Linked DNA regions of Homo sapiens: region 2 is linked to region 1. A link is an interaction called in ENCODE POLR2A ChIA-PET data of the cell type or tissue named here. Cell type or tissue: GM12878. All regions are shown on one strand. Each heading gives the region's core, and the rest is flanking DNA. Links, peaks and the distances in the headings are about the cores only. Region 1 holds the start of LOC124900689 (a long non-coding RNA gene). Region 2 holds the start of RBPJ (recombination signal binding protein for immunoglobulin kappa J region).

Region 1 (15,686 bases), core at 4,709-9,708:
CTCCCTGTTCTCCCTAGATATCTGGCTGCAGGGGGAGGAGGCGTGATGAGATGGGGAGAGGGGAAAATTGTGGGCAGATTCAACTCGGTTACAGGAGGAATCCCAAGAGACACCCAGGCAATGCTGAGCTTTGGTCATTCAAAATAAGGTTATGCAGAAAGTTCCTGCCTGAGAGGCCAGACCATTATTCTGAGACGGGATTTTTCAAATTCTTCTTCCTCTTCCCTTGGTATTTCAAGGTGAATCCTAAAGCGCTGAGCTAGGGATTTCCAAAATACACAGCTGGATACCAAAGCCAGTCACTAAGGGTTCAGGGGAGTCTGGAAGGAGGAAATGTGGAGAGAAAGAAGTCAAGGGAAAGCCCACCGTGCTTTTTCTGTACCTGGGAATCTTTTAAAAAGAGAAGGACGTGGACTGGCTGAGAATAGCCAAGACATCAACAGAGTTGATGGAAGACCTGGCTTTCCCATCTCTGGGCCCGCAGAGGGACAGCGTTAGAGATGTCACCCTTCAGGACTCCGAGAGGAAGCCACTTCACAAGCTGCCCCCTAAGAACCCAGGCTGCAGCCCCGGAAAGGAGCTGCGTTATGGTCAGCCTGGGGGCTTCCCAGAGCTCCCTTCAGTCCCACGGGGCACAGATGCTGAGTCGGGAACCAGTGGACCCACCAGTGAGCTTGCTGTTATGAGACAAGGTGACCGCCCGGTCACGCCCAAGGGCTGGACCTCCCCAGGAACAGACTGGAGAGCCATTGGGGGATACGGGGAGAGCTCTGGGGCTGCAGCCCACTCGGGGCACTGCCTGGGCTGGAAGAATGGGCCACACATTCAGTACTGGAGGCCAGGAGGTCCAGCACGACACAGGCCACAAAAGGACGTCTCCCCAAAGACCAGCAGGCAGCAGCTGGCACACAGCCAGGGACCTTCATGGGACCAAGGAACCCACTGCTCTGCTGCCACGGCGGGGAAAGCCCCCTCGCTCCCCATATCCCTGCCTCCGCAGTGAGAGACAGAGCAAGCAGCAGCTCTCAGAGACACTGAGCGCTTTTCCTAAAGACCCAGCACTTTCTGCAGGGTTTAAAATATCAGCTCAAAGTTTAACTGGATTGGACATCTCATTTATCCTCCCATCCCACTAACTAGTGGGTGAGGCTCAGAAGAGAAAGACCAGATTAGTTCTAAGCAATATAGTGATCCTCCGTTTTCCCTTCGCATCCGATGTGCTGTAGGAGATATATTTGTACAGCCTGGTGACTATCAGTCCTTGGGACAGCAGGGCCAGCCTGGGGAGGGCCCCTGCGGCGGTGGCAGGGTGGGCTCTGCTGCTCTGCCTCCCTGGCAGGGCTCACTGCGGCAGAGTAGGGAGGCCTTGTGGCGAAGGTCCTGAGCAAGACGTGGGGTCTCCGTTCCACCAGGGGTGGGTGGGGGCCGGCCGGGATGGAGGAGAGATTCAGGAGTAGAGTGGGAGGCTGTCCCAAGCGCCTTAGGCCTCTAGGGAGCAGCGGCCTGCCAGGATGGTCTGGAAGGCACGTTCACCCAGGCCCGGAGGCCGGGTTCCCCTGGCCTGGCGGAGGTCCCCTGGGACGCCCCTTCCAGGGGAAGCTGCGATTCCTGTCTCCGCAGCCCTGAGCCTGAGAGCGGAGCGGAGCGGGCCGGCTTTGCGAATGGCGCTGCTGCCCCCTCCTGGGTGGCGCCCGGCAGGTGCTGCGTGCCTGGAGCGGCCTTGCCTGTAACCCTCAGGGTGAATCCCCCGAGGTCGGACTCCGCCGCCCCGACGCTGCCCCTCCTCTGCATCCGCACGTAAAATCACCCAGGCCCATCCCCTCTCTATATAAAATCACCCAGGACCATCCCTTCTCTATATAAAATCACCCAGGCCCATCCTCTCTCTATGTAAAATCACCAGGCCCGTCCCCTCACTATATAAAATCACCAGGCCCGTCCCCTCTCTATGTAAAATCACCCAGGCCCGTCCCCTCTCTATATAAAATCACCCAGGCCCGTCCCCTCTCTATATAAAATCACCCAGGCCCGTCCCCTCACTATATAAAATCACCCAGGCCCGTCCCCTCTCTATATAAAATCATCAGGCCCGTCCCCTCTCTATGTAAAATCACCCAGGCCCGTCCCCTCTCTATGTAAAATCACCCAGGCCCGTCCCCTCTCTGTGTAAAATCACCCAGGCCCGTCCCCTCTCTTTGGGCCACATCTCTCGCGTCTTCTCCGGCCGTTTGTGCGGTCTTTGTCCCTTACACAGCGGCGCTTGGTGACTAAGGATTACCTCTGTGGGCTCAGACAGGGTTGAAGGCCCTGGTTCCGCCCGCGCTGGCCGGTTCCTTAACCTCATGGAGCCTCAGGTGCTCACTGGTGAAATAGGTAGGACCTCGTAGGTTGCCACATCTTGGCACCAGGTGCCTGGCTATGTTGAGTGCTCAGAAAATGGGAGCCATGATTCTCTTTCCTTCTGGCCTCATTGAATTCTCTGAGCTCTGTCCATGCATGCTCAGGTTGGAGACTTTCCCCACCAATTTTCCGCCTATCCCTGCTGGGCAGCCAGGCTTTCCCAAACCACGGGGGGCGATTTTCTACACTCTGGGCACATGGCAAGGACCCGGGGACAGCTTGGGTTCCTGTCATGGACATCAAGCCTGCTCTTGTCTTCCTAGGTTTCTTGCCTTCCATTTTCTTCCGCCTTACTTTCCTTTCGTTTTCCTCTCCTTATTAACTCTGGCTACTGCGGAACTCTCTCCCACCTTCACACAAGCTTTCTTCCTGATCCCTGGTTCTAATTACTTTCCCCCACCGCTGCCCCCTGTCCCCAACCAGACTCTGCCTTCCAGCCCCATCATAACCTCCAGCTGGCAGGGGCCAAGGTCCCCAATGACCTCTTTGCCCTTCAGCCCAATGTTCACATCACAGATTTTTTTTGGACGGTTCTGCAGCATTTCGTGCATTTTTTTTTTTTTAAGACAGGGTTTCTCTCTGTTGCCCAGGCTGGAGGGCAGTGGTGCGATCTTGGCTCACTGCAACCTCTGTCTCCCTCCAGGGCTCAAGCCATCCTCCCACCTCAATCTCCTGAGTAGCTGGGACTACAGGTGAGCACCACCATGCCCAGCTTTTTTTTTTTTTTTTTTTTTGTAGATATGGGGATTCACCATTCACCATGTTGCCCAGGCTGGTCCCAAAATCCTGAGCACAAGTGACCCTCCTGCCTCAGCCTCCCAAAGCACTGGGATTATAGGCGTGAGCCATAGGTCTCCATTTAGTGCAATTAACACTTCTTTAATTTCTGTCTCCTTTGAAGTTCCTGGGGCCACTCCCAAGGCTTTTCTTAGGATTTTCTGTCCTGTCGTCCTCTGGTTCCTTGCTGGCTCCTTCTGATCCATCCCTACCACCCACAGGGCTCCCTCTTTGCCGTCTTCTTTTCATTCTCCACACTCACCTTAGGCCTGTGATCTCATCCACCCCCAGGACTCTCCAGTCTATCTCCAACTCAGATCCTCACTCCCTCTGTATCTGCCAGTGCAGGTGAACACCCATCATCTCCATGCGGATGGCCCAGAGACACTGCCAACTCCACAGGTCCAAAACTGGACTCATTATCTTTCTCCCCAAATTGTTTCTTCTACAGAAATTCGAGAGACATTTCTACTTCCTTTCTGTCTCATCCACCCCTCTCTCCATCCAACTGGTCTCAGCATTCTCTTGATTTCTTCTTATTGCTTAGAACCTGTCTTTCACTGCCACAGGCCCAGCAACAATAATAACAGCAATAATTTAGTGAGTCCTTACATGTACTGTCCTAAGCATTGTGCACACACGGCCTCATTCAATTCTTTTAGAAATATCATGGAAATAGGAAGGAACAGAGGCATCGAGAAGTTAAGTCACTTGCTCAGGTTCATATGGCTAATGAGTGACAAAGCCCAGATAGGCCCCCGGGTCTTGCTGATGGCACAGCCCTTGGCGTTCAGTACTGTTATGCAGCATTATTTCAGGATCTTATTCCTGGCATAAATTGTCACATCACCTCTTGGCCTAGTTTTCTTGACTTCAGTCTTTCCCTCTCTTCAGTATAGCTACCAATGAGATAATTATATTTGTTGTTTCCCAGTACTAAAATCCAATACTGAAATTCTCCTTAAACCCCATCAGTGGCTCTCTGCTGCTCTTTAAATAAAACCTGTACTCTGGAGCCTCTAATGCTCCTACTACCCTTTACCTGACCTATTTCCTAATTATCTTTCATGATCTGCAGGAAATTGTCCCTGGATCCCCAAGATGGGGTCAGGTGATTTATCAGTTAGGACTAGATTCAGTTACATGTAACAGCAATCCCAATTAATGGTTTGCTTAAAAGAGATAGTTAATTCATTCTCTGAACGTGTCTGGAATAGGCCATTCAGGGTTGGTATGGTGGCTACGTCGTATCACCAATGACCCAGGATCCTTTCCTCTTTCTGCTCCACCATTTCTAACATTGGCTTCTCCCTTTAATATCACCTCATGGCTGCAAGATGACTGCGGCAGCTCTATCACAATGACATTCCTAGCAGCAGGAAGGAGGAGAGGTGAAGGGCAAGATTATGTGTCCTTCAGTCTTGGCTTGGCTCCTTTCATAAGTTTTCCCAGAAGTTCCAACCAATGATTTCTGTTTATGTGTCTTTGCTCTCTCACAAGAGAAATTGTGCTGAACGTGCTGAGTTTTAGGATCCAATCAAGGATACTACATTTCATTTAGACTGTTTTCATTTTTAGTTACGTATCCTTTAATTATCTCTTAATATGATGATTTTGTAATATCACTTTCTATAAAGAGAATAGAAGGATAATTCAGTCTTCTTTCTAACATGGCAGATCAAACTTTGTTTTTAAGTTATTGAAAGTTAAAAAAATTTTTTTCAGCTTTACAGCTCACTTTCGGTACTAACATATACATGTTTAGAATTGTTGTTGACTTTGGGAAGACCTTTATGAATTTCTTTCACATATGAGCTGCAAATTTATGGTGTGTTTATAATTGTATGCACCACATTCTCAAATATATTTCTGGTGGGAAAAAGTCTTTCATTTGACTAGGCATTGAATATGAATGAGTCCTCTACTTACAGTTTTACATATCTGATAAGTGGAAGAGTTTTCTACAGACTACCTTGTGATTCCATACATCTTAAATCTTGTTTCTTCACTATCCGCATATTTTTGGTGCCAGACATTGTAGAATTATTTGCATCTCCATCCAATCTCTGATGCTGTGTGCCAGGCAAGTCAGCCTGTGGATGGTAGGAGTATTTCTGGAAGCCATTCCAACATCTGTACACCCAGCAATAACTGAATAACTGAGCTATATATGAAAAGGACTGCAGATCACCTAATGTATCTCATGAAATCCAAAGTAAATGTAGACCATCTCATCTTCCCACTAGTCAAATCTCCAAAATGACCATCGTCACTCCAGTGGCACCAATATGAGAAGTTGGAAAAAGTCAAGTTAATTAATAAAAAATAGTATTCTTTCTGGATTTTTTTATGTTTGTTTTATTTGTCAGCATTTCCAACTTTATAATTTGTAGTGATTTTTTTCTCATTGTCAATATTTTCATTCTTAATTTTATATTCATAGTTTGTATTATTTTTCCTAAAGAGGATCCAAAATGGCATCAGTTTCAGGCCCCAAGAAAAATGTACCCAGGCCAGGTGCAGTGGTTCACGCCTGTAATCCCAGCACTTTGGGAGGCCAAGGAAGGAGGACTGCTAGAGCGCAGGAGTTTGAGACCAGCCTGGGCAACACAGGGAGGCCTTGTCTCTACAAAAAATGTAAAAAACTAGCCGGGCATGGTGGCAGGCGCCTGTGGTCCCAGCTACTCAGGAGGCTAAGGTGGGAGGATTGCTTGAGCCAGGGAGGTGGAGGCTGAAGTTAGCCATGATTGTGCCACTGTACTACAGCCTGGGCGACAGAGTGAGACCCTATCTCTGAATGAATGAATGAATGAATGAATGAATAAATAGTCTTGAAAATGGATCCATTCTTGACTGAGAGAGTTTACCCCTCACAGACATCAGTGAAAAGCCACTAAAAGGGGGATCTTCAGAAAGAAGTTGAACCTAAAAAGAAGACGGGGGATACAAGAAACAATGAAATAAATATTAACTGAATAATAATCAAAAGCATACCTCATTGCCCTGGCTATGCAACATAGTATGGCCTTCTAGATCCTACGATCTCACCTTTGCTCACCGCCAGCTTTAACCGTCACCATCCCTACTCGCCACTTACTAGCAAGCAGCCCAGGAATATTTGCTAAATAAATCAATAGACAACAAACTGAGAGTTGAACTCAAACCTTTTGCTTTCTAGCCCTGTTGTTTCAACTAGTGCAGTCCACTTCCCTGCCTCAGCAGGCACGGTGGAGTAAGGACTGCACAGTCTTTTTCTGATGACTGGTCCTTTCCTTATGTCATCTTAGGGTATAGAAGACTCCATAGACATGGCTGGTGCCCTTCCCAAATCCCCTCAGCCTACCCTGGAAGTGGCCTCTGGAAAGTTCTACATCTCTTCTGCCTGAAGATGTTCCCTGATTGGCAGTGTACTTGGAAGTGCCCAGGAGTTAAGATGCCAAGATAAACCCTCAACCATTAAGAGCCAGCTTCCTTGTCCCTCAGTGGGACAATCACGGGCATATTCCACTGTTCCTCCTCTTAGAGGGTCCCCAGCAGGATTGAGGTCCAGTCGCTCAGGGTCATCTCCCCACTGAGTTGCTTCCTGGGCTCGCCGCTCGACTAAACTGTTTGCACTCAAATCCTTATCTCAGTGTCTGCTGAGATGACACAGGGCCATTATTCCAATCACTGCCTGTGCTGACACAGCAGTGTAGGTGTGGAAGGTGCAAGATTGGACCGATTTTTTCTTTGACCCCAGGATACAGTTCTGGAAGACAGTGGTTTGGGGAAAAAAAAGACATTCCTGAAATATGTGAATTCTGACAGAATAAATCTTTCTCCTAAAAGTTTCAGATGCGTCAGCCTCTATGCTGCAACACTGAAAGAGGAGCGTCTTAAAAGCAGAAGAGTTGAGGGGCAAATTCAGAGGGAGAGGAGCATTGAAAAATGCAATCTTGGCTACCAGACGTTTTGCTGGAGTGAATAACATAGGAAAGTGCTTCTCTGGCTAATGCATTGGTCAGTGTCTTCCGTTTCACGTGGTCTGTGAGCTAGGGAGGCTGTCAGAGACTCTTAGGCTGTGACCAGCTTCCAGGGAGCTTAGGAAACCTGCTTCTGGTGCCTATATAGATCCTGAGTATTTGAACACAGCTGGGACCACTTCAGGCTGTCCCTATTCTCTGATTCATCAATGCAGAGGCAGGGATACTGGAAAGAAGTCTCATCTCCAAGAAAGGAGACCAGAGTGGTCTTCATCATTGCCTGGTTTGCATCCTGCTCATCCTGGGGAGAAAGACTACTGCTCAACCTCTCCCTAGACCCTTCCCAGGGCCCTGGAAGCTGGGTCAACTGGCCAGAAGCAAACCATTCCTGCAGGAGACACCACCCTTAGGGGTAGGAGCTCAGCCAGATGCTTGGCAGCTTCCCAGATTGTAAATATCTCTGCATTTTATAGGAGGCTTCAGACTCCAAATTATAGCGATGAAAAAGGAGAATCTTGAAAGCAGAACAGTTTATACACAGATCCAGATAGAGAGGAAAGGAGAGTCCACCTCTGGACTTGGTTGTCTGGTGAAAGGGAGGCAGACTCGTGAAGAGGTTTCCAGAGATGACGGAAGTATGCAGATGGTAAAGCCATCAGGGAGAGGCAGTGCCGGGATCAGCACAATGGGTGCCCTTGTGCACTGTTTGGGGATTTTTGTGTTTGTATGTTTGCAATCCCTGTCCCCCCTACAACCCCAAGCTGGGATCTGCTAAGAAAAAGAACCTGGCTTGCAGCAGCATTCTTCAGCTCCACTTGAAAGTTTGAAAAACCCCTGGATAGGAAAATAACCTCAGGGAGCCAAGTCTTTCTGCACTTGGCGAAGCCCTAGACCTAAAATACACATATGAACACTTCACTTTGAAAGGCCTGCAGTATTCATATCTGAGTCATCTGAAAACAAATAAAAAGAGACCTAAACAAACAAACCTAATTGTGCACGGAAACACAGCCAGGTTTCCAGCCTGGCTTCTCCTCTGTTTTTATTAGTCAAGAGCCAATATATGAGGCTTTCGTGGCATCCAAAACAAGCAAAAATATTAAAAACAAATTGCCAAGGCTTCTCCCTCTTCCCTCCTTCCTTTATGATGCACTGCACAAGCCAAGTTCTCGACTTTTCTGCATTGGCTTTCGAACCTCTTTCATTTAGTCCTGATAGACAGCTGCCTGCTTACCCGGCTGTCCAGGGGAAACAGCAACCCTGGGTGACGGTGACATCCGTAAACATCAGCACTTACTGGACACTTTGATGAAATTTAAGGAGATGTGTTTCAGGTCTTGAAATGTTATTGTTTTTACCATTAATCAAGGCAACCGGTTTGAGAACTAAGCCTGCCGACCCGAGTTCACTTAGGACAGACCTGCTCATTGCCCTCTGCCAGCATCCTACCAGCTGCCTTTCTTTTCTTCTTCTTATTTATTTCACCATTACATACACATTCCACTGTAACAGGCATCCTTTGCTGTTGCCAAACCATTTTCCTTTCTGGTAATATCATCCTTTTTTTTTTTTTTTAAAGTCCATGTAGTTTGGTTGGAGTCTGCCTTAACCCACCCTGCTTCAGGAGTGTGTGATCAAGGCCTGGCCAATTGGAGGCACCCATATTGGTGTAGGGATGGACACTAAATCCAATTTGGGCTATTGAGATGCAAACCTGGAACTTTTAAAAAGACTTCTGGGAAAGAAGCACACATTCCCCCAGGGATGTGTCTAGCTGGCAGAATGTAAGTCTGGGGCTGCTGGTGGTCATGTTGAACCAGAGATGAGTGAGGGAGAGGGATAAGAACTCATATGACATCATCTGAGCACCTGGATCCAGCCATGACTGAAGACTGATCTATCTTGGACTTTTCTATAATACAAATAAAACCCCCATTTTGTTTAAGCCACTTGTAGTTGAGTTGCTCTATCTTGCAACTGAAAGAGTCCACACACACACACACACACACACACATACACAAGCACCCCTTCAAATGACATGTGTACTTACATTTTTTTGCAACTTCCAACTGGACTACTACTCTTTCTTTTAACTTCTGGGGATTATCTTCTCAAAAGGAAGATTTTTGTTTGCTTGTTTGTTTTCGGTGAAATGCAATTTCAGTGAAATGTCACAGAGAAGTCCAGAAGATCATCTACTTTAGTCCTGAATCCTGGGAGAAAAATTGCCTCTGTCCCTTGCAGTGTGGTAAAAGATGAATGAATTCTCTCACCTAGCTTGCTTTTGATACGAAGAACAAAATAATGTAGTCATGACTGAGGAATTTCTTTGCACTCCACGGCTTGTTCTGATTCCAGGCATCCTACTCTGTGAGGCCAAAGGGACATCTGAGTGCCGAGATTAGTCTAGATCGAAAGCATGTGAAAGGCAACAACAACATCCCTGCCAAACAAAACCAAGGTAATAAATGACATACAGACATTTGGGGGGAACAATGGAAACTGTACGGCCACTGTTTTTTCTTTCTTGTTCTATGTGCCGTGAATAGGTGAAGGCTTGGCCTGTTTTATCCTCCTGTTAGCTAACTAGAAAAGGCACTTATGGTAATGTTACCAGAAGAGGTCCCAGTGTAGACCCCAAAAGAGGGTTCCTGAACAAATTTGGGAGCTGGGTGCAGTGGCTAATGCCTGTAATCCCAGCACTTTGGGAGGCCAAGGTGGGCAGATAACTTCAGTCCAGGATTTCAAGACCAGCCTGGCCAACATGACCCGTCTCCACTAAAGATACAAAAATTAGCCAGGAGTGGCAGTGGGCGCCTGTAACCGCAGCTACTTGGGAGGCTGAGGCAGGGAGAATTGCTTGAACCTGGAGGTGGAGGTTGCAGTGAGCCGAGATCACGACACTGTGCTCCAGCCTAGGCGACAGCAAGATTTCATCTCAAAAAAAAAAAAAAAAAGAAAGAATTTGGGGCGGGTCCATAGAGTAAAGTGAAAGCACGTTTATTAAGAAAGCAAACAGATAATGGCTACTCCATAGGCAGAGCAGTGGTGTGGGCTGCTTGACTGAGTATACTTATGGTTATTTCTTCATTATATACTAAACAAGGGGTGGATTACTCATGAGTTTTCTGGGGAAGGAGTGGGCAAGTCCTGGAACTGAGTGTTCTTCTCCGTTTTAGACCATATAGGGTAACTTCCTGATGTTGCCATGGCATTTGTAAACTGTCGTGACATTCGTGGGTGTGTCTTTTGCTTGCTAAGGCATTATAATTGGCATATAATAAGCAGTGAGGACAACCAGAGGTCATTTTTGTCACTGCACTCCAGCCTGGGCAACAGATTGAGACCCTGCCTCAAAAAAAAAAAAAAAAAAAAAAATTAGTCCTTCCTGTTGCTCTTGCACAAAATTCAACATGCTTGATTTTAGACATAGTTGTAAACGGAAGAAGATGGAGAAAATTTTTACTCCAAAACATCTTCTTGGGGAGAACGCTGGAATAAACAATTTGATAAATTGTTTTGGGTGACAGGAGGCAAGAGATAAGATCTCAAAGTGCCTGATTGAATAGCACAAGATGGTTCCAACCCTGACTTCTAAGCAGGGTGGATCTAATTTTGTAAATTGGAGAAGAAATGTTTTGATGTGGGGGAGCCAGGAGAGAGCTGCTTTGCTTTGCATAACAGAGAGGAGAGGGGTGTACTTCTGAAGGAGGTTCTGGGAAGGGGAGAGAGGGAACTATTGAAGGTGGGGCTCCTCCAAGAGAGAGTTCGGACACCTTTACTTTGGAAGAACAGAAACATCTGACTGGTTGTTTGACCCGATGGCCCATTGATGTGCTGGGTACCATATTACCTTTTCTTGTTTCCCCTGCGAAGCTGCCCATAAAGTCTATATTGCTTACAGACACATTTGTCTGATGCGGAACTCTAAAGAGAAGGATTTCTGTGTGCAAGTTGAAACGGGCAAAAGCAGAGAAAACACATGCAAATACAAATCTGAAGTTCAAGTTGACTTCTGGGTTCTATTTACCTGCATGCCCCTCCCAGTGGATGATAAAACTCCTGGGAGTAAGGGTCTATTTTTGCTTGTTTCAAAATTCATTGCACCTGGTACAATGCCTGGCATGTAGCAGACACCCAGCACCTCTATGATGAATACATGAATGAATGAATTAATCTCTAGGAGAAATCAATGAATTAATGGCATGACTTGCAGGGAAACATCTGCAACAAACATGGCTCTGGGCTGGCCTTGACAAATGAAGACGCCCAGAGAATTTCACCCCAAAATATGGCATCCTGGTATGATGAATATTTCAAATTCAAGGCCATTGGAGACCAGTGGATGCTGGAGGAGGCTTTTCCCTTAGCTGCATGAAGACTTGACCCACCAAGTGGAACAATTGCTTCCCGTCCCATCCCTGAAATCTCATTATCTATCAAGAAACAAAGACTGAGTAATGTAACAACAACTGGACAGACCTTTTTATAAGATAATATCTGTCTCTCAGGTTTGTTTAGATTCCAAACAGAATAATTTACAATTGAATTTCAGTCTCCTGGGTCCATTCATTCTCCCTAATAATCATTTACTGCTCCTCAAAAGAATTACCAACATTTCCCATCTCCCCCCTTCCTTATGGAGAAAGTTATATAAGAATCTGGACCACATGGAGATACTGAGTAATATTCTGCAATTCCCTCATGCTGTGCACATTAAAATAAATTTTGTATGTCTTTTCTCCTATTAATCTGCCTTCTTTGTCAGTTGATTTTCAGCAGGCCTCAAGAGAGTGAAAGGGAAGTTTCCCCTTGGTCCCTATGCTAGCTTTGGCCAATGGAACATTAGCAAACAGGCTTGAAAAGTATCTTGAGGCTCACTCCCTCAGAACCTGGTGACCTCCAGATGAACAAGCTTGAGATGGCCTGCCTGATGATGAGAGACACAGACACCAGCCAAGCCATCTGTGTCACCCCAGCTGATGTCAAGCCAATGGCCAGACATCTGCAGGAGGCCCTCCTAGACCATCTAGCTCCAGGTGAGTCCATCCAGACCAGAACTGTCCAGCCGTCCCACAGAATTGTGTGAAAGAATAAATGTTTGTGCTTTTAGCCACTGATATGGTTTGGCTATGTCCCCACCCACATCTCATCTTGAATTCCCATGTGTTGTGGGAGGCACCTGGTGGGAGGTAATTGAATCACGGGGGCAGATCTTTCCTGTGCTGTTCTCATGATAGCAAATAAGTCTCATGAGAGCTGACGGTTATTGTAAGGGGGAGGTTTCCTGTACAAGCTCTCTTTGCCTGCTGCCATCCACGTAAGACGTGACTTGCTCTTCCTTGCCTTCCACCATGATTGTGAGGCTTCCCCAGCCATGTGGAAGTGTAAGTCCAATTAAACCTCTTTCTTTTGTAAATTGCCCAGTCTTGGGTATGTCTTTATCAGCAGTGTGAAAATGGACTAACGCAGCCACTAAGTTTTGGGGTGGTTTGTTATCCAGTAGAAACTGACTACACCATGATCCCATTTTATTGGTAAGGAAACGAAGGCTTAGAGAGGTGGAGACAATTGCTTCGAGTCATGCCTATTTAAATGGTGGGTCTGTCTCATGCCAGCCTCTGGTCCCTTGCTAGTGTAGCCCTGTGCCTTCTCTTCATAGAAAGAACTAGTTTCAAGATCAAGGTAAGAGCTTGTTCACTCACACTGGGGGACCTATGATTAGAACAGGCCGGACAGCATTGCTGTCTGGAGACTAAAGTGCTGGGTAGGAACCTAAAATTCCTGACTCCAAGTGGCTCTCAAACCTAGCTGCATATTAGCAGCATTGGGTTTTTTAAAAAAAATCCCGATGGCCAGGTCACACTCCAAACCAAATAAATCAGAATCTCTGAGGGTTAGACTCAGTATTTTTAAAACTCCCCTGTTAATTTCAACAAGCAGCCAAACTTGAGAATTAGTGTCTTAAACACTTCTAAATGGAGAAGTTGGTTGGGGTTGGAGAAACTGGAGCTATTAAACCAGAAAAGTCCCCTACAGGATAGACATAGTGACTGTCTCCAAGGATTTGAGGGAGGGGCCTCCCAAGGAAGAGGGACCAGGAATAACAGCATCATTGATTCAATGAATATACATTATGTGCTCAGCTCTGCATTATTATTTCCTCCCTCAAGGATAGCAGAAGTGACAATTATGTAGATGCAGAATCGCAATCACACCGTGACTAATATTATGGTTATATGTTCCAGGTAATAGTAGCAGCATGGAAAAGGCAGAGATTGCTCTTTCTAGCCGGGGCCAGAAAAGGAGGCACTGGTAGTCTTGCAGGAATGAGGAGAACTCTGTGTTCATTAATTAGTGCTGCCCATGAAGGGACCAGGCACTCCAAGTATCCTAGTCAGCTCAGCCTGCTATAACAGAATACCATAGACTGTGTGGCTTAAACAACAAACATTAGTTTCTCACAATTCTGGAGGCTGGGAAGTCCAAGATCAAGGTGCCTGCTGATTCAGTTTTCTGGTAAGGACTCTCTTTCTGGCTTGCAGATGACCACCTTCTTGCTGTGTCCTCACATGTCAGAGAGAGAAGGTCTCCTTCTTTTCTTATAAGGGCACTAATTTCAGAATAGGGGTTCCACTCTCATGACTTCATGTAAACCTAATTACCTCCCAAAGACCCCACCTTTTAACATCATCACAGTCATTGGGGATTAGAGCTTCAATATATGACTTTGGGGGATGCACATTCATCCCATAGCACCAGCAGGCAGGTTGTGGCCTGGCACTGGAGGGTGAAGCAGAGAGGCTGGTCAACCCAGGAAGCTGGGAGGTTGTAGAGGAGAATCTAACACTGAGAATAGGAGGGTGAAGTGGATAGAGGGGGAATAACAACCCCCACAGCCCCTTTGTATCTCTCAAGATATTGGGTACCTGAGTTTGGGGAGGAGTTGGGCCTTCTGGTGGGAGCTAAGTGACTGCAGCTATGAGGGCAGGGAGGCATCTGGTCTTTTTAATGAGGGTGCTATTTGGACCTCTGTACAAGAATTGCAAGTCCTGATCTCACAGCAGTAGCTGCTGAGCCTTCTAGCACTTTCTTTTTCCAAGTATAGTCGTGGACTGGAAGTATTGACCTCAACTGTGGGCTTCCTAGAAGGGCAGAATCTTGGGCCCACCCAAAATTACTCAATCAGAATCTGCACTTCAACAAGAGCCCCAGATAAATCTAGGCACATGAAAGTTTGAGAAGCACTGCTCGAGTACCCTCTACCCACCAGTGGGATCACTATATATACTATATATCCAGCCAATACATGCTCTAGAACCCAGAGTGCCCTCTGTGTATTGAGCCAAGCCAGCCCTGGTTTGGGGGGTAGCAGCCAGCAGAAATTGTCAGCCAGGCCACATCAGGGGCGTGTTAGAGGATACAAAAATGTATGGAGCAGGACTGAAGGTTAAGGGCAGGGAGTCTGCAGCAGGAGTTCCCTTGAGGTCAAGAGTGCTTTGAGATGGTCAAGAATAGAGTTCCTGACTCCTCTCTTCCATCCTTGAAGGCTTTTACTAAATAATGTTTACAATCCATGCATGTTGGCCAAACTGCTAGCTACAGCTTTGCCTCCTGACAACTTTTCTTCCCTTCATTTGTGAGAGGCAAGGAATTATGGATTCAAAGCGGGCCGTGGCTACCAGACCTTTGATCTTCTGGGTCTCAAGTGGTCAGAGAGTCCCAGAAGGCTCCACACACAAGCCCCTGGGCACCTCAGGGAAAGGCAGATGTGTCTCTCATGCATGCCGGTCATCCCATCTGCTAATGACTTCCCTCCTTCCTAATGGTCTTCTCTTTGCCTCAGAATCCACAGCAAGTTGCATTCCTGACTGGAGATGTCAGGGGGACCTCGTGTGAACTGCCAGCACTGAATCGTTTCTGAGGTTGGAAGAAATAGTTGGGAGGCTGCCCTCACCTTCCAGCTTGGAACTGGGCTGAATGCAGTCCTATGGCTCACTCCGCAGGCCACCCGCTTGGCTGGGACACAGCTTTGGCAAGCCTTGCTCCTGGCAGGCTGGACTCATGAGAACCCTGGCATTTCAGAGCGTGTGTCAGGGCATGTGGAAGGAGAATGCAGTGTGGTCACAGGGTAAGCCAAGACCGGGGAGATGGCCTGCATGATAAGAGGGGAAGTGGACCCAAGGGGGTTGGGAGTCAGAATTTCTGAACCCTGAAATCATCTCTGTGAGGCACTGGGGAGTGTCAACTCTGAGGATGATGAGGGGAACTGTGGGCCCTACGTTGCCCCCCCAAAGCCAATGACAAGCATTTGGCTCAGTGATATGAGCTGATCGATGATTCAGCCAACATCTCCTCCTCCAGGAAGATTTCTCGGGTTACCCCATTAGCTTTTCTGCTGGTAACTGCCACTAAGACTCCCACCCCAGGAAGGGATGATCTCCGCTAAGTTATTTCTGCCACTAAATTCTTCCCATGAGATCCTGTCAAAAATTATGGAAACTGAAGCTTAAACAAGAGAGGGCTTTTCACCTACTGCTTGAGCTG
Region 2 (15,686 bases), core at 6,045-11,044, 290 kb before region 1:
CTCACGCGCTGGAGCCTGAGCCACGGCAGCGCAGAGCGGCAGCGCACGGCCACACGCCGCCGCCGCCGCGCTCGGCGCACGCGACGCCGCCCCCGCGGGCCCCCGAACGCCAAGCGCGCCGCGGCCCCCGAACCCGCTGCCCGCCGTGAGCTGCCAGACGCCCGCAACTTTCCCGGTTCCCGGCGCTCCGATTCCCTCAGACTTACCCTGTCACAACAGGCGCCATCTTCCACAAACTCTCGCCAAAACTCCAACCCTCGCGAGATTCCCCCCGACGCCTTCCCTGGTCCCTCTCCCCCGCCCCTTCCCTTTTTCCTCACTCCTCGATTCCACCCAGCCCCCGCGCTCCCTTTCCCCTCGCCGCCGCCGCGAAGAGCCAGACGCCTCGCGCCGCCCGCAGAGTAGGGGATCCTGCTCGCTGCCTTCCCTGGAAACCTACCCAGGCGATGGAGCATGCGCAGGCGGCTCCTCCGCGGGCGAGCCCTCCGTGTGGTCCATGGGGAGCGCTCCGGTTATCCGGGTTTTAGGACGCGCTTTGAGGGACGTACGTGGAGACTGAGGAAAACCGGAGGGGATTACTACGGGGACGAGGAATGGAGGGGTCAGGAGGCGGGGCCGAGGAGAAGGGAGGAGGGGTCCTGGGAAAATGGGCTGCGTTTCACAGGCCTAGATGAAACACCTCCTCAATGGGTGTTTTCCAAGCGGCTTCCCGCTCACTCTGGGTTCCCAGCTATTTTCATTCATTCAAACGTTCCCTGGGCGCCTCCTTTATGCTAATCTCGGCGTTTGGTGCAGGAGCGCCAGAGATGTCTGGGGTTCGGGCAAGTGACACGTCGGGGACTGTCTTCATTCATTACACCCCCCCATGCTAATGAGGAGGCCCTTCCAGAGCTCCTCAAGCGGAAAACTTTTGCAGTTGAGCTCTCTCGCCTTAGCGTTCTCCTTGGGTGTGAAATGAGGTCAAGCCAAGGCCTCTAGCAAAGACACCCCTAATGGCCACCTCGCAGACACACGCCAGAGCGCGGAGTAGTTCTCTCCAGAAGGGAAAACTGCCTTGGAATTGAGAGCCACATTCTCCCACCTCCGAGTCTGCCCAGAGGACCCGATCAAAGCTCTTGCCGCTCGCGTGCTGCATGGCCTCTCTAAGACCCCATCGCAGCCACCACCGTGTGTGAGCCCAGGTGTGTGTTGAGACCACTACTGCACAGGGAACCGGGCCACCCGAGGGCCTGGCACAGCCGAGGACGCTGCCGGCTGCCCGAATCGCGCTTCAGGCGGCCTGATCCCGGAAGCCCCCGGGCAAACCTGGCCCCACCGGGCATGGAACAGCAGGGTGAAGGGCCCGAATCCCGCCCCCTCCTCCTACCTGCAGCCCCCCATCTTTCCCCTCCTTTGCTCTTTCCTTTCCTAGAGATTCCCAGATCCAGCACTGCCTCCCGCAGGGAGCCCCAAAACCCGGAGAACTGGAATTCGCCGCCCGAAACCTGTTGAAGGCGCTGCAGGATTGGCGCGGCCCGCGCGAGCGGCACTGCGCATGTACCCAATGCGGGCAGTCCAGTCTCACGCTACACCTCCTTCCCACCGCCTTCCACTACTCGGCTCAGACACAACACGGCCGTGGGAAATTTCCTAAACCTCGCGAGAACGTGCCCCTGTTGCCTAAGCTTTCGCCCCAAATCTCGCGGAGCCAAGGCAGGACAGGTGTTTGCCTAGACCAGCTCCGGGCGCCGTTCGTGCAGCGCGTGCCCGGGAGGCGGGCGGCGGGCGGCGGGCGCGGGCGGGGTGGGAAGGGAGCGGCTTGCCGCGGAGGCGGGGCGGGAAGGCGCGTGGCTGGGAGCACGGGGCGGAGGGCGGCGGGGGAGGAGACCCGCGTCTCGCACACAACACGCACACGCCCTGTGACGCTGGATGGAAGACGAGGGGTGGGGAGCCTCGAACGGAGGAAGGGGAAGCCAGGAGGTTGGAAGTCGCTGCCGGTACGGAGAGTGAGAGGTCAGGCTCTAGGGCAGGAGGAGCCCCAGGCCGATCTCCCGGGGAGGTTTCCTGTCGCCCTCCACAAGCCTGGTACTTTCCTAAAACGTGTTAGACACCGCGCCCCCCGCCTCCGGGAGCTGACAGACAGCCTCCAGAGTCGGGTTTGAGTCATGCCTTGAGTCACCTAGTCTGGCCACTACTTCGCTTACTTTGAAACAAGTTCTGATTCCTTAGCTACTCTACTTTAGCAATTGGTTTCTTTTTTTTTTTTTTTTTTTTTTTTTGAGACGGAGTCTTGCTCTGTCGCCTAGGCTAGAGTGCAGTGGCGCGATCTCGGCTCACTGCAAGCTCCGCCTCCTGGATTCACGCCATTCTCCTGCCGCAGCCTCCTGAGTAGCTGGAACTACAGGCGCCCGCCACCACGCCCGGCTAATTTTTTCTATTTTTTAGTAGACGGAGTTTTACCATGTTAGTCAGGATGGTCTCGATCTCCTGACCTCGTGATCCGCCCGCCTCGGCCTCCCAAAGTGCTGGGATTACACGTGTGAGCCACCGCGCCTGGCAGCAATTGGTTGTTTTCTTTCTAATCTACCCGCTGGCCCTGTGAGCTGGGTAGAAAAATAAATAAATAAATAAATAAACAGCTCTGCGCTCTCGCCTTGTTGCCTTGTATAGATTCTTGCTCCCGTTTAAGGACACGATTTTTAAAATTTCTTGTCAGTCTCTTCTTAGCCTTTTGAAGTAATCTTACAAATCAGTTTCTGTTTTTTCCTCCCACTAATATGGCTTTTTTGCTTTCCGTCACCTTTCCGTATTTTTATTGCAATATTCCATTTTACGTATGGCTGCGGCAGGTGCTATAGTGACTACTGTTTTAAATGCAGCCCTTCCTTTTGGATCATTCATCCAATGAGTTCCTGATTACGTAAATTCTTCAATCAGCCACGTTTCAGATTGGCCCTGATGTGGTTTCTATACCAGCCTTAGCCTGGCATTATCTAGGAACCAGTGTCTTCCTGCTCACGTCACAGCCCCGCAAATGTAGAGTTGAATTGAATTTTGATATTTGGAGGACAGTGAGTTCTCTAATAGGAAACCCTGGTTTTTAAGTTGTTTTCAAGGTTTTAGGGGTGTGTGTGTGTGTGTGTGTGCGTGTGTGTGTGTTTGTGTTTGCCTATTGATTATATACACAAAAAAACAGACTTAAAACCATTTGGTGCAATATCTCAGTGCAAGTCTGGCTTGGAACAGGATAGCTCAGGAGGAGGACAAAGCCCTTGGGGCACATATTCCTTGGAGCTGTCATCCCAAGAAGGTATTTCAGTCATGGCCTAGTCCAGACCACTGATCTAATTTGGAATCATGGCCTTCTGAGAGCCCCAGCGACCTTGGGAAGCCATGGTAACCACAAAGGGAATAACAGCTCCCCCTTTTTGCCCTAAAACATGCTCCATCTGCAGCCCTCCCCCATCTCAGGAAAGGACAACTCCATTCTTCCACTTATGTCAAGAACCTTGGAGTCCTTGCCTCCTTTCTCACACCCAAGATACAATTGGACGGAAAATCCTATTGGCTCCACCTTCAGAATATACTCACATTCCAAATACTGTCACACCTCTTTAGCTACTAGCCTAGTCTAACCCATCTTATTTCCCACCTGGTTTAAGGAAGTTCCCTAACTGGTCCTCCCTTCTTCCGTTCTTGTCTTCCCGCAGTCTGTGCTAATAGAGCATTCTCAGTGGCCCTCTAGAACTCCTCCATGACTTTCCCATTTCACTATGAGGACTTAGACAATCTTGCCTACTGCCAAACCCCCCCTGATCTATCTGCCTTCACCTCCTCCTCTACCTCTCACTCTGTGGGCTCTCACCAGTTGCCTTCCTTACTGTTCCTGGGATGCCCCAAGCACACTTTCAGCTCCAAGCCTTTGCTTTTTCCACTACCTGGAATGCTCTTCCCTCATATACCTTATAGCTCATTCCCTCACTCCTTTCTTGTCTTTGCCTGATGTCACCTCCTCAGGGAGGCCTTCCCTGACACCCTTCCCAAGAGGGACTCCCATACTCCTTATCCCCCTTTCTGCTTGATTTTGTCCATGGCACCTATCATTAACTAACATAACATTTATCATACTTGTGTGTTGTGTTTACTATCTGCCTCCTTCCATTATAATGTAATATTAATAAGGGCAAGGACTTTTGTCTAGTTTGTTCATTATTCAAGCCTTAGCTGCTGGAACAATGCCTGCTGTATTATATTTGTAGAATGAATGGGGTGTCTTCCACTTTAGGGCAGAGTAAAAATGATTCTGAAGACTAAGCCTCCTAGGGTTCAAAACAATATTAGGACTAGACTAGCAGTGAGTACTAGCCTGCCTAGGGAGGAGAAAAAGGCATATGGAGCAACCACCTGTGTTGGTTTTTTGCAAAAAAAAAAAAAAAAAAAAAAAAAAAGTCGTCTGGGTTAGACCAGTAGATGAGGCTGCACTTAAGAGTTTCCTTTACTCTCCATTTTAGAACTTCAGGAAAAAAACAACAAAAACACCACTAGCCGGATATGTGTGTGTGTGTATATATATATATACACAATATGTGTATATATATATATGTGTATATATATATATATCAATATGTGTATATATATATCAATATGTGTATATATATATCAATATGTGTATATATATATTATATATATGAATGTATATATATGAATGTGTATATATATGAATATATACATGAATATATATATGAATATATATATGAATATATATGAATATATATGAATATATATATGAATATGTATATATGAATGTATATATGAATGTATATATGAATGTATATGAATGTATATATGAATGTATATATGAATGTATATATATGAATGTATATATGAATGTATATATATGAATGTATATATGAATGTATATATGAATATGTATATATGAATGTATATATATGAATATGTATATATGAATGTATATATGTGTATATGTATATATGAATGTGTATATATATGAATATATATATATATATATGTTGCGGGAAGTCAGGGACCCTGAACGGAGAGACTGGTTGGAGCCACTGCAGAGGAAGATAAATTGTGAAGATTTCATGGACATTTATCACTTCCCTAATAATACTCTTATAATTTCTTATGCCTGTCTTACTTTAATCTCTTAATCCTGTTATCTTCATAAGCTGAGGATGTACGTCACCTCAGGACCACTGTTGTACAAATTGATTGTAAAACGTGTGTTTGAACAATATGAAATCAGTGCACCTTGAAAAAGAACGGAATAACAACGATTTTAGGGAACAAGGGAAGACAACCATAAGGTCTGACTGCCTGCGGGGTGGGGCAAAAAAAGCCATATTTTTCTTCTTGCAGAGAGCCTATAAATGGACTTGCAAGTAGGAGAGATATTACTAAATTTTTTTCCTAGCAAGGAATATTGATAATCAATACTCTGGGAAAAGAATTGCATTCCTGGGGGGAGGTCTATAAACGGCTGCTCTGGGAGTGTCTGTCTTATGTGGTTGAAATAAGGACTCAAATATGCCCTGGTCCCCTGCAGTACCCTCAGGCTTATTAGGGTGGGGAAAAAATCCTGCCCTGGTAAATTTGAGGTCAGACCAGTTCTCTGCTCTCGAACCCTGTTTTCTGTTGTTTAAGATGTTTATCAAGAGAATACGTGCACAGCTGAACATAAACCCTCATCAGTAATTCTAATTTTGCCCTCTGCCTTGTGATCTTTGCTTTTGTCCTTGCCCTGTTTCCTCAGAAGCATGTGATCTTTGTTCTCCTTTTTGCCGTTTGAAGTATGTGATCTTTGTGAACTACTCCCTGTTCGTACACCCCCTCCCTTTTTGAAATCCTTAATAAAAACTTGCTGGTTTTGCAGCTCAGGTGGACATCACAGACCTACCAATATGTGATGTCACCCCCGGCGGCCCAGTTGTAAAATTCCTCTCTTTGTACTCTTTCTCTTTATTTCTCAGACCAGCCAACACTTAGGGAAAATAGAAAGAACTTACATTGAAATTTCATTACATTGAAATTGGGGGTGGGTTCCCCAGTATATACATACATATATATATATATATATATATATATTTTTTTTTTTTTTTTTTTTTTTTGAGACAGAGACTAGCTCTGTCACCCAGGCTGGTGTGCAGTGGCACGATCTCCGTGCTCTGCAACCTCCCCCTCCTGGGTTCAAGCAGTTCTCCTGCCTCAGCCTCCTGAGTAGCTGGGATTACAAGTGCCCACTACCACACCCGGCTAATTTTTGTATTTTTAGTGGAGACGGGGTTTCACCATGTTGGCCAGGATGTTCTCAAACTCTTGATCTCATGGTCTGCCCACCTCAGCCTCCCAAAATGTTGAGATTACAGGCGTGAGCCACCGCACCTGGCATAGATATCTTCATGAGCTGCTAGTGGGAGTGAAAATGGATATAACATCTATGGAAACTATATTAGTCTGTTCTTGCACTGCTATAAAGAAATACCTAAGACTGGGTAATAAAGAAAAGAGGTTTCATTGGCTCACGGTTCCGCAGACTGTACAGGAAGCATGACAGCATCTGCTTCTGGGGAGGCTTCAGGGAGCTTTTACTCATGGCAGACAGCAAAGCAGGAGCAGGCGACTTAGATGGGAGCAGCAGGACCAAGGCGGGGAAGGGAGGTGCCACATACTTTTAAATGACCGGATCTCACAAGAACTCACTCACTATCACAAGAACAGCACCAAGAAGAAAATCCACCCCCATGATCCAGTCACCTCCCACCAGGCCCCACCTCCAACACTGGGAGTTACAATTTGACCTAAGATTTGGGCGGAGACACAGATCCAAAGCATATCAGAAACCATTTGGCAAAATTTGTCACTACCTGTTCATCCTACAATTCCATTTCTAGAAGTTTATCCTATGAATATGCCCACACATGTAAAATTACCTATATTTTGCAGCATCACTGATGGTGGAAAAAAAAATACTGGTAACAAACATCAAGAGATGTCTTTTTTTTTAAATTATACATAGAATGAAAGAGTATATTTATTAATAAGCAGAGGCTGCTTTTTATGTACTTTTGCGGAAAGATCACAAAGTTTAAAAAACTGCAAAACAGTGATATATATATACTTATTTGCGTATATGTGTCTAAAATGTCTCTGGAAGGACACACTAGAAATTGTAAGAATGACTGCTTTCTTATAAAGGACTCTACAGCTGGATGATATAGGTGAGAGAGTGGCTTTCCTCACAGTCTATCTTGGATCCTTTGAATTTTGTACTATGTATATATATTTCCTATAAATATAAAACATAGAAAGGAGGGAAAAGAAAGAAATGGAATAAATGTGCAAGAAGACAAAAATTTACCAAATAAAATTGTTTCCTTCTACTTTAGTAGAATTATTTTTATTTATTTATTTTTTTGGGGACAAAGTTTCGCTCTTGATGCCCAGGCTGGAGTGCATTGGTGCAATCTTGTCTCACCACAACCTCTGCCTCCCAAGTTCAAGCAATTCTTCTACCTCAACCTCCCGAGTAGCTGGGATTACAGGTACATGCCACCATGCCCTGCTAATTTTTTTTTTTTTTTAAGAGACGGAGTTTTACTCTGTCACCCAGGCTGGAATGCAGTGGCATGATCTTGGCTCACTGCAAGTTCCGTCTCCTGGGTTCACGCCATTCTTCTGCCTCAGCCTCCTGAGTAGCTGGGACTACAGGCGCCCGCCACCACACCCAGCTAACTTTTTCTATTTTTTTTGGTAGAGACGGGGTTTCACTGTGTTAACCAGAATGGTCTCGATCTCCTGACCTCGTGATCCGCCTGCCTCAGTCTCCCAAAGTGCTGGGATTACAGGTGTGAGCCACCACACCTGGCCTTTTCTTTGTATTTTTAGTAGAGATGGCGTTTCTCCCTTTTGGTCAGGTTGATCTCAAACTCCCAACCTCAGGTGATCCGCCCACCTCGGCCTCCCAAAGTGCTAGGAGTACAGGCATGAGCCACTGCACCAGGCATAGAATTATTTTCTAATAGAAGTTATGGTTCCGGCTTGGTGGCTCATGCTTGTAATTCCAGCACTTTGGGAGGCTAAGACAGGCAGATCACTTGAGCCCAGGAGTTCAAGACCAGCCTGGACAATATAGTGAGACTCTGTCTCAACAAAAAATACAAAAATTAGCTGGGCATGGTGGCATATGCCTGTAATCCCAGCTACTCAGGAGGCTGAGGTGGGAGGATCACTTGAGACCCTGAAGTTGAGGCTGCAATGAGCTGTGATTGCACCACTGCACTCCAGCCTGGGCGAGACAGAGAGAGAACCTGTCATCTGTCATACACACAGAGAAAAAGTTACGTATGTGACCTATCATCTTAGTAGAATTAAAACAGCAGAACTGCCTCGTGGTTCATTCAAACAGCATGTTTAGATTACCTACCACTGCAGGTCAGGCATCATCTTGATATTTTACAAAAATAGACAGCACAAAGAACCCAGCCTCTAAGGACTCCCTGTCTAAAAGAATACACAGACCAGTTGCAGTGGAATTCTATGATAGGAAAGAGATAAAAGAGTTTAACAGCTTGGGGGTACAATGAAGGAAGACCTAACTCTTGCCTCATGGGCCCAGTCCTTGCAGAGATGACTTGGTAGCTGACTTACTGCAGTGGGAGTTCAGAAGACAAGAATAGGAGGAAGCATGACAAGCACAGGAAACAGCACGTTCAGGCTCTGAGGTGTGAAAGAGCATCTGCTATTCAGGGGAACTCCAGGTGGGGGGTTGATGTACATAGAATAGGGAAAGGCATTCTAAGCAGGGTCATAAGAAGGCCCTGGTGGCCGGGCATGGTGGCTCACACCTGTAATCCCAGCACTTTGGGAGGCCGAGGCAGGCGGATCACGAGGTCAGGAGATCGAGACCATCTTGGCTAACACAGTGAAACCCCGTTTCTACTAAAAATACAAAAAATTAGCCAGGCGTGGTGGCGGGTGCCTGCAGTCCCAGCTACTCAGGAGGCTGAGGCAGGAGAATGGCGTGAACCTGGGAGGCAGAGCTTGCAGTGAGCTGAGATCGTGCCACTGCACTCCAGCCTGGGTGACAGAGCGAGACTCTGTCTCAAAAAAAAATAAAATAAAATAAAATAAGAAGGCCCTGGTAGAGCTGTGGTCCTCAGAACTTAGTGGGCATCAAAATCAATTAAGGGCCTGAGTTCCACTCCCTAAGACGCTAAATGAGTAAATTTGGACTGAAGCATTTATAGCAGGTATTTATAACAGGGTGCTCAGAGATTCTGATGCAAATTGTCCATGAACTGAGCTTTAAGATTTTTTTTTTTTAAGACAGGATCTTGCTCTGTTGCTCAGGCTGGAGTGTGGTAGTGCAATCAAAGTTCATTGCAGCTTTGAACTCCTGGGCTCAAGAGATCCTCTCACCTTGGCCTCCCAAAATGCTAGTATTATAGGTGTGAGTCACTGCATGCAGGGAGAATCATTCTTTGATATAGAACTTGAGTATAACCTTTCTCTGGGACTTTCTCACTAAAGGGAGTAATGGCACATAGTTTCTTTTTTAAAAATCAATAAATGAAATATTTAAATAGTAAAAGGGATGAGTTTGGGAGTTCCTAGGTGTGTATCCAAAGGCATGTGAAGCAGCTAGTGGCTCATGAGAGGCGGACATTACAGTTTGCTGTGGTGGTTTAAACACAGTGACACTTTTTTTTTTTTTTGAGACCGAGTCTCTCTCTCTCACCCAGGCTGGGGTGCAGTGTCTCAATCTCGGCTCACTGCAACCTCCACCTCCTGGGTTCAAGCAATTCACCTGCCTCAGCCTCCCAAGTAGCTGGGATTACAGGTGCCTGCCACCATGCCTGGCTAATTTTTTTGTATTTTTAGTAGAGATAGGAATTGATCATGTTAGCCAGGCTGGTTTCCAACTCCTCACCTCAAGTGATCCTCCCACCTCGACCTCCCAAAGTGCTAGGATTACAGGCGTGAGCCACCGCGCCTGGCCCCACAGTGATGCATTTCAACATTGCTAGCTGTGTGATCTTAGACAAGTTTTTTAACTTGTCAGTGCCTCAGTTTCTTCACCTATAAAATGGAGATTGTAGCTTCTAATTCATAGGATCGTCAGAATTCAAAGTATTACTGTTTCAAGTACATAGAACAGTGCTATAACACAATTGTTATAGTAATATTAGTTTTTATCATTACTCAACAAGTCCATAACTTGCATTCATCTCATCAAAATTCTTGCAAAGCATGTCAAAATGGCTGTACTTCAAAAATCAACATCGGTTGGGCACAGTGGCTCATGCCTGTAATCCCAGCACTTGGGGACGCTGAGGCGGGCGGATCACGTGAGGTCAGGAGTTCAAGACAAGCCTGGCCAACATGGGGAAACCCTGTCTCTACTAAAAATATAAAAATTAGCCGGGTGCGTTGGCAGGCGCCTGTAATCCCAGCTACTCGGGAGGCTGAGGCAGGAGACTCACTTGAGCCCGGGAGGCGGAGGTTGCAGTGAGCCAAGATCGTGCCATTGCGCTCCAGCCTGGGTGACAGAGCAAGACTCTCTGTCTCAAAAAAAAAAAAAAAAAAAAGTTAAAACAGGCAAATACAGTCATAATTTTATCTTGATTGGTGTTAATTCATTTTTTTCTCATATCCCCACTCAGAAATGACAATATTATTTTTGTTATTTAATTTCCAAGAGGATCAGATGTACAAAATGTTTGGGAAACCCACTGTAGATAGCTGATAGGAGCTTCTGAGAATACAAAGCAAGGTTTCTTGTTATCAGATTGTGCAGGGGCTCTGGGCCTAAGACAGCCCTGCTGATAGCCCATGTTAGAAACTAGGAGCCGCTCACTCTACAAATGTTTAACTCATGTTTTTTTTGTTCATCTTTATGGTTCTCTTATATTCATAACATTATCCCTGTCATTTTCTACCACGTGTTCATCAAGGTTAATAAAATGTATAGGAAATTGAAAGAGTGCCAAGAAGGATTCCATCAGACTCTGCAATTCCATATAGAAAATAAGCTCGAACTCCAGGATTAAAAGAAATAGAACACTGAAAATGAATCACAGCTTCAGGAGAACTTGAGAAACAAAAATAAATATTCACCGTTTTCTGTCCAATTGTGTTTAATTTTTCACAGGATTTTTTGGCCCTGGCAATTTGAGTTTTTTGCAGGCCTGGGTTAAGTTTTGCTTAGCTTGTTAATATGTGCAGCAGTTCAAGAAGGTAAAGCAAGAAAATGAATGGGCCATTTACTCTAGTGATGTGGAACGTGAATGGAATCAAATGCACATTTGGTGAAAAGAATGTGTACAAATCTAATAATTTGTCAGAAGTTTTTGTAGCTAATGTAATTGGAGGAAAATGTTTCCATGTGTGATTGATAGATTTGTTCTTTTTATAACATGAACAAGTTAAAGCCAGTTAACACTACCTACACAAGAAATGACAACACCATATGAATAATAAAATTCCAGTTATCTATTTATAAGGGAATATACTTAAATTTTTATTTCCTAAACTTTGCCCGTTTGTCATGCATCATATATTGCAGTGGTTTTGGGTTCTGTAATAAGCCAATGTTAAACATCCATAGTTTTAAAAAAGCAGCTGTGGTATGAATGAAAGAACACTGAACTAGCTTCACCACTAGTACTTCTACCACAAACCAAATGCCCAACTTTGAGCAAGTTTATTTTTCCTCACCTGCAAAAGGGGAATATGAAACCTATTGCATAGGGTTGCTTTGATAATTAATTGAGGTATTACATAAAATAACTGGGTACATAGTAGGCACTCAATAAATTTCTTAGGAAATTATTTTACCCATACCCATGTTCAGTTTTGTTATCTGTTAGATGGACTAATAATACTGCCTTAGAGATTTGTTGCATGAATCAAATTAGATAATCGCAGGACACGGTGGCACAGGACACGGTGGCTCAGGCCTATAATCCCAGCTCTTTGGGAGGCCAAGGCAGGAGTATCGCTTATGCCCAGGAGTTTGAGACTAGCCTGGGCAACATAGGACAACCCCATATCTACAAAAAACACAAAAATTAGCCGGGAGTAGTGGCATGTGCCTGTAGTCCCAGCTACTCGAGAGGCTAAGCCCAGGAGGCCAAGGCTGCAAGTGAGCCATGATCGTGCCACTGCACTCCAGCCTGGGTGACAGCACAAGACTCTGTCTCAAAAAAAAAAAAAAAAAATTAGATAATTATGTGGATAATAAATTGAAAGAATCCTAAATAAAATAATGGTATTTAATTTTGGTTGGCATATTTGTTTTTAAAATTTTGACTGTGGTTACACAGGAAATCAATAGAACAGAAAAAAAGATCCCTTTATTTTCTTCTCTGGCCTATGTTACTATTAACCTTGAACACAGATGGCCTTTATCACTCTTTCAAAGAAAGCCTACCAGAAAGGTTTCACTCTTTGCATCTGTATTGCTTGGTGTCAGAGATAGTGTAATGATAAGCATCAACTTGTAGGTATAACTTTTGTGGCTAGCACCCTTGTCCAGACCACACTAAGGACTAAGAAGATCCACTTTGGAACCTGTTTATTTAAGCACTGACAAATAGTAGTATATCAAACAATTCACATCTTGTTAAGTACCTAGCTTTGTGAAAGACAGCTGACTAATAATCCCTTTGAACATCAAAAGCAAAGTTGTACATTGTCTCTTTCAATAGTTGCTGCTGTAATTAGGTTAACAATTTTTATTCTAATTAATTTTTTAAAATGTTATTGTCATTATCTCAACATGTGGGAATTTTTAAAAAGCACATTGTGAAATTACTGCAAGAAAAAAGTCTCTTAAGGTAATTTCTAATCATTCTATTAATAAATATTAAGTACATACTTTGTTTTATACAATAGGTCTGTCTGAAAAGTTTTATCTCAATCTAATAATGATGTATTTCATTTGTAAAATGCATTAGAGAAACTCTTTTTTTTTTTTGAGATGGAGTCTTGCTCTGTCACCCAGGCTGGAGGGCAGTGGCCCGATCTCGGCTCACTGCAAGCTCCGCCTCCCGGGCTCACGCCATTCTCCCGCCTCAGCCTCCCGACTAGCTGGGACTACAGGCGCCCGCCACCACGCCCGGCTAATTTTTTGTATTTTTAGTAGAGACGGGGTTTCACCATGTTAGCCAGGATGGTCTCCATCTCCTGACCTCATGATCCGCCTGCCCAGGCCTCCCACACTGCTAGGATTACAGGCGTGAGCCACCGCTCCAGGCCTAGAGAAACTCTATTTAAAGGAATCTTCAAGACTCCATGTTAGATATTATAACTCGTATTATCCTGTGCTTTTGCTACTTAAATTATTATTTTCATGACTAAATTCTGTCATGATTAGCATCCTATGGAAGGATGGTTAATAAATTATATTAAGGTATTGTTAATATTTCACTAATGGATAAAAACATTTCTCAAGATCTTAACTACAAATAATTTTTCATCTAAGTACTTTGGAAAAATTTAGACATTGATGCATGGTTTGTTTTTTTTCTTCCAGCTTTCCAAACATGTGGCCTAAATTTTACCCTCAGAATAACTTTTGACTTCAGTAAGAGTTATAAACTATCGTCTGGGAGAAGCATTTGGCTCCTACTTTTCTCAAGCCTAAAGTTCTCCAGAAATGTTCTTATGAAATGCAAATCTGATTTTCATCAGCAGTTTTACCTACGTAGCATCATATTTTCCTTCACCAGCAAACACTGAGTATTTTATTTTTAAATAGCATAGCTATATCTGTATTTGCATGATACTTTCCAACTTTCCGAAATAAGCAATGAAACACAGAATCTAGGCAAAAGAAAAAAAGATAATTTAAGAACTGAAAAATAACTTCTGAAAAACAGAGCACATACAGAAGTATTTAGTTTTATGCAATAGAGGGTTTTCAAAAGGTTGTATGCCTGTCTAACATGCAACAGCTTTCTAGTTAAAGGGATGCTGTGATGTATAATTTCCACAGTGACGGTAACTATGAGTCTGCACTGTCTCAAGCCCTCTCACAGACATCAATCATCTCAGTCAGTCCTCAGGACAATGCTGACAGTTGGTAATTTTATTCCTGTTTTTACAGATGTGCCTCGGAGGGTATGATTTACACAAGTCATACTCCTAGAAGTGGGATTTACGATTGTTAGTGAGTTCTTTATTTTTTTGGCTATAACAATTTAAATTATTTTTATTATTATAAACTGATAGAGAATATTTTATGTGAAGTACCCAGAGTATCAAATTATAATTTTAATAAACTATTTAAAGTTACAAAAATGATTTACGAAAGTATAAAATGATGAGAAATGCAACAAGATTTATTTTAAAATATATTTTAAATAGTTAATATATTTAATTTTTAAAAAATCCTACAAACAAGTAACAGTGAGTGGCTGAAAATGGGTGACCAAGACAGGGGCTACTGAATTTTAACCCATTTGAATTTTCTGACACATTTATTAATTAAAAAATAATTCTCAGCCGGGCACAGTGACTCATGCCTGTAATCCCAGCACTTTGGGAGGCTGAAGCGGGTGGATCAGGAGGTTAGGAGATTGAGACTATCCTGGCTAACAGGATGAAACCCCGCCTCTACTAAAAATACAAAAAATTGGCCGGGCATGGTGGCGGACACCTGTAGTCCCAGCTACTCGGGAGGCTGAGGCAGGAGAATGGCATGAACCTGGGAGGTGGAGGTTGCAGTGAGCGGAGATCGCGCCATTGCACTCCAGCCTGGGCATCAGAGTGACTTTGTCTCAAATAATAATAATAATAATAATAATAATAATTCTCCAAATAAATGATAAGAAAACTACAGACCAATACCTCTTATAATATTGACACAAAATCCTCAATAAAATACTGGCAAACGCTCGACAAACTAGAAATGGAAGGGAACTTTCTCAACCTGATAAAAGTCATCCATAGGAAACCTGCAGCCAACATCGTAAGAATGAAACAAGAATTTCCACTCTCACCAATTCTATTCAACATGGTATTGAAGGTTCTAGCCAGGACAATTAGGCAAGATAATGAAGTAAAAGACATCAGATTGGAAAGAAGGAAGTAAAAGTGTCTGTATCTTCAGATGACATGATCTTGTATATTGACATGATCTTAGGCATAGAAAATTTTAAGAACTCGCCCAGGTGCGGTGGCTTACATCTGTAATCCCAGCACTTTGGGAGGCTAGGTGGGTGGATCACCTGAGCTCAGGAGTTCGAGACCAGCCTGGCTAAAATGGTGAAACCCCATCTGTACTAAAAATATTAAAAAAAAAATTAGCCAAGGGCAGTGGCACACGCCTGTAGTCCCAGCTACTTGGGAGGCTGAGGCAGGTGAATCACTTGAACCCAGGAGGCGGAGGTTGCAGTGAGCTGAGATCATGCCATTGCACTCCAGCCTGGGTGACAAGAGTGAAACTCAGTCTCAGAAAAAAAAAAAAAAAAAAAAAAAGAAAAGAAAATTCTAAGAACTCCACTAAAAAATTATTATCTGTACCACTAACACATATATTCAGCCAAGTTGGAGAATACAAGATTAATATAAAAAAATTGTATTCTATATATTTTCAAGGAACCATCTGAAAATTAAACTAAGAAAACAATCCCATTTCCAATAGCATGAGTATTAAATATCCAGAGTATCAAATTAAATAA

Evidence for each region. ChIA-PET counts read pairs that join two places held together with the same protein. Peaks named below come from ENCODE experiments on the same cell type or tissue, not always from the same donor. Only the 100,000 strongest peaks of a DNase experiment are listed, where the experiment ranks them.
Region 2: POLR2A ChIA-PET joins it to region 1 with 5 read pairs; 5 of 35 experiments call an interaction of 5 or more read pairs at or near these places.

What each region holds. Positions count from the first base shown.
Region 1 is chr4:26,014,911-26,030,596 of GRCh38, reverse strand. It overlaps LOC124900689 (a long non-coding RNA gene), which reads right to left and starts at 9,400. Exons shown (of 2, transcript XR_007058093.1): 1 at 9,190-9,400; 2 at 5,516-6,102. RefSeq lists enhancers at 49-631, 632-1,213. In GM12878, for the core only: no CTCF peak of the experiment used is centred there; no DNase peak of the experiment used is centred there.
Region 2 is chr4:26,305,569-26,321,254 of GRCh38, reverse strand. RBPJ (recombination signal binding protein for immunoglobulin kappa J region) reads right to left here and starts at 241. Exons shown (of 11, transcript NM_015874.6): 1 at 207-241. The coding sequence starts at 226. RefSeq lists silencers at 68-197, 1,668-1,937 and enhancers at 1,018-1,067, 2,158-2,207, 8,612-8,801. In GM12878, for the core only: no CTCF peak of the experiment used is centred there; a DNase peak (open chromatin) is centred at 8,694; H3K27ac peaks cover 832 bases.